2 separate regions of the Mus musculus genome follow, and region 1 is linked to region 2. The links are chromatin contacts, found by Hi-C in ENCODE. All regions are on one chromosome and are shown on one strand. The core of a region is the stretch at or near the end of the contact, and the rest is flanking DNA. Distances in the headings are between cores, read along the strand shown.

The links. Hi-C counts contacts between places; a loop is a spot of excess contacts on that map.
Region 1: a loop to region 2 is called in a map of gastrocnemius, with 4 times the contacts of the local background. The contact joins the promoter of Stx2 here to the promoter of Slc15a4 in region 2. A Hi-C loop is called at or near these places in 5 of 37 maps with a recorded cell type or tissue (T-helper 1 cell, gastrocnemius, heart and 2 more).

What each region holds. Positions count from the first base shown.
Region 1 is chr5:129,006,830-129,011,626 of GRCm38, forward strand. Stx2 (syntaxin 2) reads right to left here and starts at 1,743. Exons shown (of 11, transcript NM_007941.3): 1 at 1,565-1,743. The coding sequence starts at 1,594.
Region 2 is chr5:127,614,444-127,619,287 of GRCm38, forward strand. Slc15a4 (solute carrier family 15, member 4) reads right to left here and starts at 2,949. Exons shown (of 8, transcript NM_133895.1): 1 at 2,372-2,949. The coding sequence starts at 2,926.

The DNA.
Region 1 (4,797 bases), core at 493-2,992, 1.4 Mb after region 2:
GCACACAGGTGGCTCTGGGGTCCGGCTGGATGGAAAAGACTGCCTTCCAACGTTCTGCATCGCAGTGCGTGGCTGTGGCTGATGCCTGCAGTAGCCAGTGAGGAGGGTCTTGAGGTTGTCTCTCTGTTTCTTAAGACAGGGTTTCTCTCTCTGTAGCCCTGGTTGTCTTGGAACTCACTCTGTAAACCAGGCTAGCCTTGAACTCAAAAGAGATCTGCCTGCCTCTGTCTCTCAAACGCTGGGATTAAAGGTGTGCGCCACCACAGCCTGGCTGGTCTTGAAGTTCTCATCCCAAAAGAATGATAAACACCTGAAAGGGTAGGGCCAAACGCCATGACTGGGCCTGCACTGTATATATGTTCTGAATGTCACATCTACCCCAAAACTGGGTACAATAACTGACCGCTGCAAATGCAGATATACTGTATACACACTCCCCGTTAAAAAGCTCAGCTTTTCTCTTCTCAAAATGCTCACTAGTGACTAAAAGCCTGTGTTAAAACGTAAATACAGTTCTGGCCCCCAGTGGGTAGTGCTGACCGAAGCAGGTACCTAGCCCCTGAGCTCCAGGTTTGTGTGGGGTGTCTGTGAGAGACTCAGCACAGCATTCTGTATCAGGCCATGAAATAAAGCAGTTAGAAAGGGTATCATCCAGGGTGGGGCAGGCAGTTGGAGAGGCTGTGATAAGAGCCTTGCAAAAAAAAAAAAAAAAAAAAAAAAACAGGCAGGCAGTCCAACATCAGCCCAAGCGCAGCCCTTGCTCCTTGCCTAAAACCCTGAGCCACACTCTCACCCACTGAAATCAACCCTGTCAGGTGGCCAAGAGGACTCCGACCCAAACATCGGTACACAGGAGTAGTGCCAGGGCAGGCGGAGAGGACTCACCTCAGACACCTACCAGCATCTGTGCCCAGAAGTGCCCTGTAAGATGCTCCCAGCACCGGCCCCGAACCTCTCCCACAGCCCATTCCTGGAGTCCCAACAAACTGTGACCCTTGGAACCCAAGGAAGACCAGGAGCCTTGTCGCAAGAATCGACTTGCATGCAGCCCTGACCAGGGTCTCCTGGAGACCTCCCAAGAATGCTCCTGAAGCCCCACCCTAACACCCCTGAAGACGCCAAGGACCCCAGAGCCCTTTCCCTGAGACTCTGCTCAGAAACACCGATTGGGTTCCTCTTGTGCATCTTGTGACTCTTGAAGAACCGAAAGCTCCCTGGGACCCTGCTAGGAGGCTGCCTGGATCCTTCCTGAAGACTACGCCCTGCCATCCCTGGAGACACCGAAGCCTCTGGAGGCCCCGGGGCTCCTAGAACCCTCTTATTAGATTCCCTCCTAGAGACGCTGCCCAGTTGCCTCCAGGGGCGTTCCTCCTCGGAGCTCCCTCCCCAGGTTCCCCTCCTGGACTCCCCTCCGTCCCCCTACTCAGACTCCTCCTAAGGTCTTGCTTCTGGACTCCCCTCCTTGCGTCTCTCCACCCCAACTCCCCAGGTTCTTCCTGGGGTTTTTGCCCGACCCACAACAGCTCGCCCGCCGGCTCAGACCGCTATGCGGCTTTCTGCTCACCGCCGTGAGGTCGGGCAGCCGGTCCCGCATCCCCACCGGCCAGCAGGGCGGGGCACCCGCCGCTCAGCTGCCCCGCCGCACACTCTCCGGTGGCCGCGTCGCCGCCTCTGCCTGCCGGGGTCCTGGCCCCGCGCCGCCGCCCTCCCTCGGGCAGGCGCTGCCACGGCAACCGCGCCCGCGCTCTCTGCGCTTGCGCCTGCCCCACCCCCTCCCGCGGGACCCAAGGCACCTGGGCGGGTCGTCGCGAGGGGTGGGGAAGTGGGTGTGGTTCCATCTAGGGGCGGGGCCTGGCCTAAAGTCCTCTCGCTGCGTGGCTTGACTAGTTAACACACTGTCCATCCTTGCTGGTTTCTGCACTTTCGCTCGTTTTGTTTACTTAAAACTTTCGAGAGCTGGGGCTATAGGTCAGTGGTTAGCCTTTGCCCACCATGCCCTAGATTTAAAGCCCAACAGCGGAAAAAGCAAAATTCTAAATTCACCATTACAGCACACACTGACAGCAAAGGAATTAGAATAAGGTAGGCTCACCGATTGATCACCTAACCCTGAGAGCTCCACACCTGGGTCCTCAAAGAAAACCTGCAGGTCCCACCCTGGATGCAGTTCTGGTGGGAGAATCAGGCAAAGCGGTTGCTTTTCTGGTCACTGTGGCAGTCTACCCATCAAAAGCTAAGTAAGGGAGGAAGGATTTATATTGGCTCATGGTCTCAGGGGCTAAAGTTCATTGTGTCAGAAAAGTTATGGCTGCAGATGGCCGCCAATGTTGGGGGAGGGGGGGAAGAGGGGACATTAACCTTAACCCTTCACATTTTGGAGGGACAGGAGGCCAAGGCAGACATGACAGGTGTGGTCCAGGCTAGAGCCCTCGAGGGTAGATTGTCAGCCACTCACTTTCTACAGTGAGACCACCCTTCCTAAAAGTCCCACAACCTCCCAAAAGCCTGCCACCAGCTGAGAAACAAGTATTCCAACACAGGAGTCTGCAAAGACATTTCACAGTCAAATAACAACCCAGGAAAGGAGACCGATTAACACCTAACACCAGCACAGAGGTGTGCATAGGGTAGAGAGTGGGGAAGACCAGAGGTGTGCCCCTCCTAGAGAGCCAATACCCCAGTGATGGTAAAATTTGATTGTCACCAAAGAGAGAAGCCTCTGGGCTCCTTTAGGAGGGATTGTCTAGATTAGGGAAATTGACAAGGGGAAACTCTTCTTAACTGTGGGCAGCACCATCCCACGTTCTGGGGTCCTGATTCAAAAAGAGGAGGCAGTGAGCTGAGTGCCAGCATCCATCACTTTCTGCTTCCTGACTGTGGATGCCATGTGACCAGATACCTCAACCCGCTGACATAACTCTCCTACCATGACAGGCTCCAACTGTGAGGGAAAGTTACCCTATCCAACTTCCTCTCTCTCTCTCTCTCTCTCTCTCTCTCTCTCTCTCACACACACACACGCACACACACACACACACACATTTACTTATGGGTAGCACACATGTAGAGATGAGAGAACAACTTTCAGGATTTGGTTCTTTTCAACTATGTAGGTTCCTGAGACAGAACTCAGGCCAGGCTTGGTGGGAAATACTTCTAACTGCCGAGCCATCTCACCGGCCGGTGGCTTTCATTCTTAGCGTGTGAGCTAAGTCTCTGCAAGATGGGGCACACTTACCAGTACTGTGTCACAAATTTGCACGGGAGCCTATCCTTATGTTGGTGTTCCCCAAATATGAACCGAGTTGGACACGGTCTAGGACTAATGCTTCAGGCAGCAAGGCAGATCTGAGAAGAAAAAAGGAAGGAAGGAGGGAAGGAAAGATGGAGGGAGAAGAGAACTTTTTGTTTGTTTGTTTGTTTTCTGTTTTGTTTTTATTGTCGTCTTTTATTTTGGTTTTGGATTTGTCTTTTTCCAGACAGGGTTGTCTTTGTGTATTCCTGGCTGTCCTGGAACTAGAGCTGTAGACCAGGCTGGTCTTGAACTCACAGAGATCCACCTTTCTACCTCTCCTGAGTGCTGGGATTAAAGGTGTGTGCCACCATCTCCCGGCCAAGCATGTATATAATTTATAAAAAACATTTAAACTCTAAAGATAGAAGGCTTTAGGTCGTGAGGGCAGTCTTGTTTTGCTTTGTTTCTTTGAGACAAAGTCTCCAGGCTGGCCTCAAACCTCCCCCCCCCCCCACCCCCATGTAGCTGAGGATGACATGAACTTCTGACCCTCCTGCATTAGCCTTCTAAATGCTGGGATCTCAGACATGTCATACTATGTCTGGGAACAAAAGCAGGTTGAAGGTTACATTTCTATTCTGAGTGTGGCTCCTACCTGTAGTTACAGGATCTGGAGGCTGAAGCAGGAATGATACAAAATTGAGCCAACACAGACTACATAGTGTGAGACCCTGTTTCAACAACAACAACAACAATCTAGTTCTGTATTGTTTCAATGGGAAAACATGCTAAAAAAAAAAAAATCCAGGTAGCATGGAGACACTGTGGGGACCAAGAGAATGAAACAACTACAAAGTGATCTTTTTTTAAAAAATATATTTATTTATATTATTTACATATATGAATACATCATAGCTGTCTTATGGTAAGAAGAGAGCATCAGATCCCATTACAGATGGTTGTGGGCCACCATGTGGTTGTTGGGAATTGAACTTAGGGCCTTTGGAAGATTAGTCAGTGCTCTTAACCGCTGAGCCATCTCTCCAGCCCCTACTACTAAGTGATCTTAAAGTTGGGCTTCACATCTGAGACATGCTACCCACGCATATTGTAAACTATTGGGTTTTTTTTTTCCCCTAGTGCTGGCCCTTATTCATGCTGGGTGAACACTTCACCACTGAGCTGTACCCCCAGCTCTCTCTATAGTTTTCAGTTCTTAGACAGGGTCTCATCAGTTGCTCAGGCTGGCCTTGAATTTTCTCTGTAGCCCACACTGGCCTTGAATGTGTGATCCTTCTGGGTTTACAGGCTTGGATAGGAGTGTGGGAACTCCGTCTTGTAAGGGTTGTGTTACATCCGCAGACAGAGATGTTGGATTGTAACCCCCTCTCACTATGAATGGGACCTTTGAGAAGAAAGGACCATTTGCAGTTCAGCTTAATGTGAGATGAAGTCGTGACTCAGGGCTCTACTTCAGCAATAGTGTTCCTAGAGGAGGAGAGTGAGAGACAGACATGTAGACAGATAATACAGCAGGATGTGGTGACTGTGTCACTGCAGCC
Region 2 (4,844 bases), core at 1,699-4,198:
GTGAGAGATGCCATGACCAAGGCCACTTAGAGAAGGGTGGGTTTATTTTGGGCTCACAGTTCAAGTTCATCATGGCAAGACAGACTGCTGACTAGAGCAGCAGTTACAATTTAAGATAAAATGCCTACCCATACTTCCTCCAGTCACCAACTAGGGACCAAGTATCCAACCAAAGATATGAGGCTTATGAGGGCCACTTCATGCAAACCACCACACCTAGGCTTAAATGACAGAGGTAATATATACTAGTGGAACAGAGGCCAAGGCCAGGAGTCTGGTCTTGAAAGTTTGATGAACACCTCTGAGAACTCCAGAACTCTCAAGTAGCAACACTTCTTTTGTTTACATTTTACTTGTATGACCCACAGTCTTGCTCTGTAGCCCAGAATATGTGATGTGGCAACCTTCCTGCCTCAATCTCTTAAATACTGAGATCACTACTACTTCTGACACCGTTGAGATTGTGTCCTCTCCGAAATGGCCAGCCTTACAGACACCATATAACACTGGCCAGTCAGTCCTACATTTGTGGTGCTACTCTGAGATGACTTCGCTCTGCTGACTTCAATTTCAGCTTCTCAAGGATCAGTTTTGTACCAAGACCCAGGGCTCACCTTCCCTGTTACACACAAATAACCCTCTAGCACTTCCTATAGCCAGCCTCCCAATCTGAGTGCAACCTTCAGTCCAAGGCACTGCCTCCACTCTAGGCCACACTTCTCTCCTCAGACCAGCGGTAGTCTGAGCCGTGCTCTCACCCTCCTGGCACACAACGCACTCTAGGATAGCTATTTGCAGTCTTTCTGAAACAGGACAACACGTGTTCTGTTTTAGGAGTTATCTAGCCCCTGCTTTACTCAGTTTTACAGCTCCATGGAAGGCAGAGGTCGGGGATGTGTAAGCAATTAAGAATGAGACCTTAAGCTGGGCAGTGGTGGCGCACGCCTTTAATCCCAGCACTTGAGAGGCAGAGGCTGGTGAACTTCTGAGTTCGAGGCCAGCCTGGTTTACAGAGTGAGTTCCAGGACAGCTAGGGCTACACAGAGAAACCCGGTCTTGAAAAACCAAAAAAAAAAAAAGAAGAAGAAAGAAAGGAAGAAAGCAAGCTTTATCCTGAGAGCCTGACACTCAAACCCCACATAATTTCCACTGCTTACAAAATACTCTATTTGCATCTGACCACTAGAACTATTCTTGGCATGGGAGTCCCCTAAGAAAGGGAAGCAGAGCAGATGTGGCTCCACAGCTCTGGCTCCCTCCTCATCCCTTGTTCTTGGATGTCAGAGTAGCAGCGAATGATGCTGGTCTTTCCCACCTGCCACACCCTACCCCAAAACTTACTTAAAGCATTAAAGATGGAAACTAAGCGCTTGCCTGTCTCTTGCCCCTAACTTTGTAAAAGGGAAGCTAGGGCAGTGTCAGAGCCTTTGTACATGTCTATCCTCCAAGTCATAACTTCACCCTTTTCTCTTTCAGATCTCAACGCAGATGACTCCACCAACAGAACGTCCCTTCTCCTTAAAACCACAATGGTTACTGCATCACGAATAAATCCCACCTCAACTCTTCCTTACCACCCAGATCATAACTGTTTATACAGCTTTCCCCTATTCCAGTACTTCCACCACCACCCCCCCACACACACACACACAAAGCTCCCCCAGAGCAGAGGGTGGGTGTTGTTCTCTCCCCTCCTACAGTCCCCTACCAGATGCAAGAGCAGATGTGGACAGCGGTGCGCACAGGGGAGGGGAAGGGGCTGTTACTCCCTCTTACTCAGTCCTGGACCTAGTGCCAGGTGTGGAATGGGTTCTACTCATGGGCTTCCTCCCCACACGCATTAGAGGGAGTCTTGCCCTTCCTCCTACCCACTCGGGTGTTGGAGCAGATGGGTTTCCTCCTGCCACTCTCCAAGGGAAGAGCAGGTCTCCTTCCTCACCTCCACTAACAAGGAGGGATCAGAGGCAGGTGGCCTTCTTCTCTGCACTACAAGGGAGATTCCCTGGGTTGGGAAATTCCTCTCCCTCACCTTAACCTTTCTCTAGATCTGAGGCGATGTGGGGTGCAGGTCTATGGGTTGGGAAGCTTGGTGGGCAGCCCTGTGCTTTCCGATCGATTGCGCATAGGTGCAGAGGCAAGTGGGGATGTAGGCTTAGGTGTTTGGGGTGGCTCCTTTTTTCCAATCAGTGGAAGAACCCTGGGGGACAGGAGGTGCAGATGATACACAGGCTACCGTGCCAGTTCCCCCGTGTCCCCAGCGTTGTTAAAGTCAACGCTTAGGTTCGGGTAGCCGTGGTGCGCAGGAGGTGCGGCGGGGGGGGGGGGGGTGGTGGTCCCCAAACCCGGGAAGACCTGAGCGGGTCCGGCTCACCTGATCGGCGCCGAAGGGCGTGATGTTGGCCTTGACCGTGGCCACCCCGAGACCCACGAGCACGAGCCCCGCGAAGGTGGCGGGGGCACAGCGGCGCGCGGCGTTCTCGGGACACGACGCTGACCCGTTGGGGAAGGGCGCCGAGCAGTTGCGCACGAGCTCGGGCCGCGGGTCCCCGCAGAGGAAGGAGCGCGAGCGGGGCGCGGCCAGCAGCGGGAAGGCCAGCAGGCCCAGCAGGTAGAGGGCCAGGCTGAGCAGGATGGCGCGGGCCCGGCCGAGGCGGGCGTCGGCGAGCCAGCCCCCGAACGGCGAGCCCAGATAGGTGAGGCCCATGAAGAGCAGCAGCGCCTGGCTGGCCTGCGCGCCCTCCCAGTCGAACGGCGCGCCATTCAGGAACAGCACCAGGTTGGCCGTGACGCCGTAGAAGGCCGCGCGCTCCAGCAGCTCGGCCAACAGCACCGCCCCGCACGCCGCACGCCGCCCCGCGAACACCGCGGACGCCGCCGACACTGCCGGACGCCGCGAACCCAACAGCGGCGCCCGCTCGCCCTCCATGGCCGGTTCACTGAGGACTCGGTAGCCCAACTCTCGCGAGACAGCGAGTTCCCTCCCTCTCCCGCCGCCGCCTTTTAACTGGGCAAGCTGGGCGGGGGTGGCTGCCGGTTCCGCCCCCGGAAATCCGGCCAAGCGGGCCTTTCACTTGACAGCGGTTTGTTGTTGAGATGCGTGGAGGGATGGTGGTTCCTATGGCTGGAGGGGTTCCACCGGGAAACTGGAACCCTAGACTCCGAGGTTCCGGCCCCAAACTGGGTTCCTAATCCAGGTCACCAGGGTCTAAATCTTCCCTTCTTGCCATCTTCTCAGGACCCAGGCGTCAAGTGTAACAGTCTCGGCCTCCTCTCCCTCTCTTGGTATCTCACTTTTCTGTCTCTTCTTAAAACAAAAATTACTAAAATTTATTTATTTTTGGTTTTTTTCGAGACAGGGTTTCTCGGTGTAGCCCTGGCTGTCCTGGAACTCATTTTGTAGACCAGGCTAGCCTCGAACTCAGAAATCCGCCTGCCTCTGCCTCCCAAGTGCTGGGATTAAAGGCGTGCGCCACTACCGCCCTGCTGCTGCTGCTGCTTCTTCTTCTTCTTCTTCTTCTTCTTCTTATTATTATTATTATTATTTTAAGGACTGAAGAGATAACTCCACAGTTAAGAGCACTGGCTGCTAGTCAGAGGTTCTGGGCTCGATTCCCAGCACCCACCTTGTGTCTCCTAACAATCTGTAACTCTAGTTCCTCGTGGATCCGGCACCTTCTTCTGGCCTCCAGGGCTACTGCACACACACAGGGTGCACAGACCTCCATGAACGCAAAGCATCCATACACATAAAACTAAACACATCTTTAGTGGCACATGCCACTAATCCCAGCTCTTGGGAGGCAGAGGCGGGCGAATCTCTGTGAGTTCGAAACCAGTGTAGTCGACACAGTGAGTTCTGCCAGGGCTGCATAGTGAGACCCTGTCTCAAAAAAAAAAAAAAAAAAAAAAGGAAAGGAAAAAAGAAAAAGAAAGAAAGAAAGGGAAAGAAAAGAAGAAGAGAAAAGAAAAGAAAAGAAAAGAAACTAAAACCAAAACCTTTATTTACAGCCTATAACTGACTCTTAGTCCTGCTGGTAAGTAAGACTGAGTCTTGGAACGTTTGCTTAAAGACTGGACCAGTGAGATGGCTTACCAAGTAAAGGTGCTTGCTACCCGGCCTGGTGATAGCCTGAGTTCTATCCCCCTGCTGGGAGCCCCACACAATGGATAGACAGCAGACACTGCATGTATGTCCACACATACAGACACAGGCAATTAAAAAGAAAAAGTTCTGCTAAGCTAAGCATGACATACTTGAACAAACTCTGTATTGGAATGATAAGGCTAATAAACCATTTGGACTGACTGAGCTGGTAACTCACTGCGCAGTCTGACTGGTACTAACTAATCCGATGGGTCAGTCTCTTCAGGGAAATGGCGAAGCTAATGGCTCGGAGGGGCCTTGGAGTTAAGTGTGTGGAGGGAGGAATTTTAGGCAGTGTGCTGGGGCCCCTGAACTTGGTACTTTGAGGATGGAGACAAACCCAGAATGCAGAATATTCTAGTGTGGTCACAGTGTTGGAGGTGGTGGTGGGAAGTGACCCAATGGCACAGTTAGCTTCAGTTGTCAATGTCACACACAAGGGAAGAGGAAACTTCAGCTGAGGAATTGCCCCCAACAGATTGGCCTGTGGGCACGTCTGTGAGAGCATTTTCTTGCTTGGTGATTGATGTGAGAGGGCCCAGCCCCACTGTGGGTGATGCCAACCCTGGGCAGGTGATCCTCGGCTGTATAATGAAAGTAGCAGGACAAATAAGTAGCATTGTTCCATGGCTCCTGCCTTCAGCTTCCGGTCTCCAACTTCCTGTCTCAAGTTCCCATCCCGACTTCCCTTTTGGAAGGA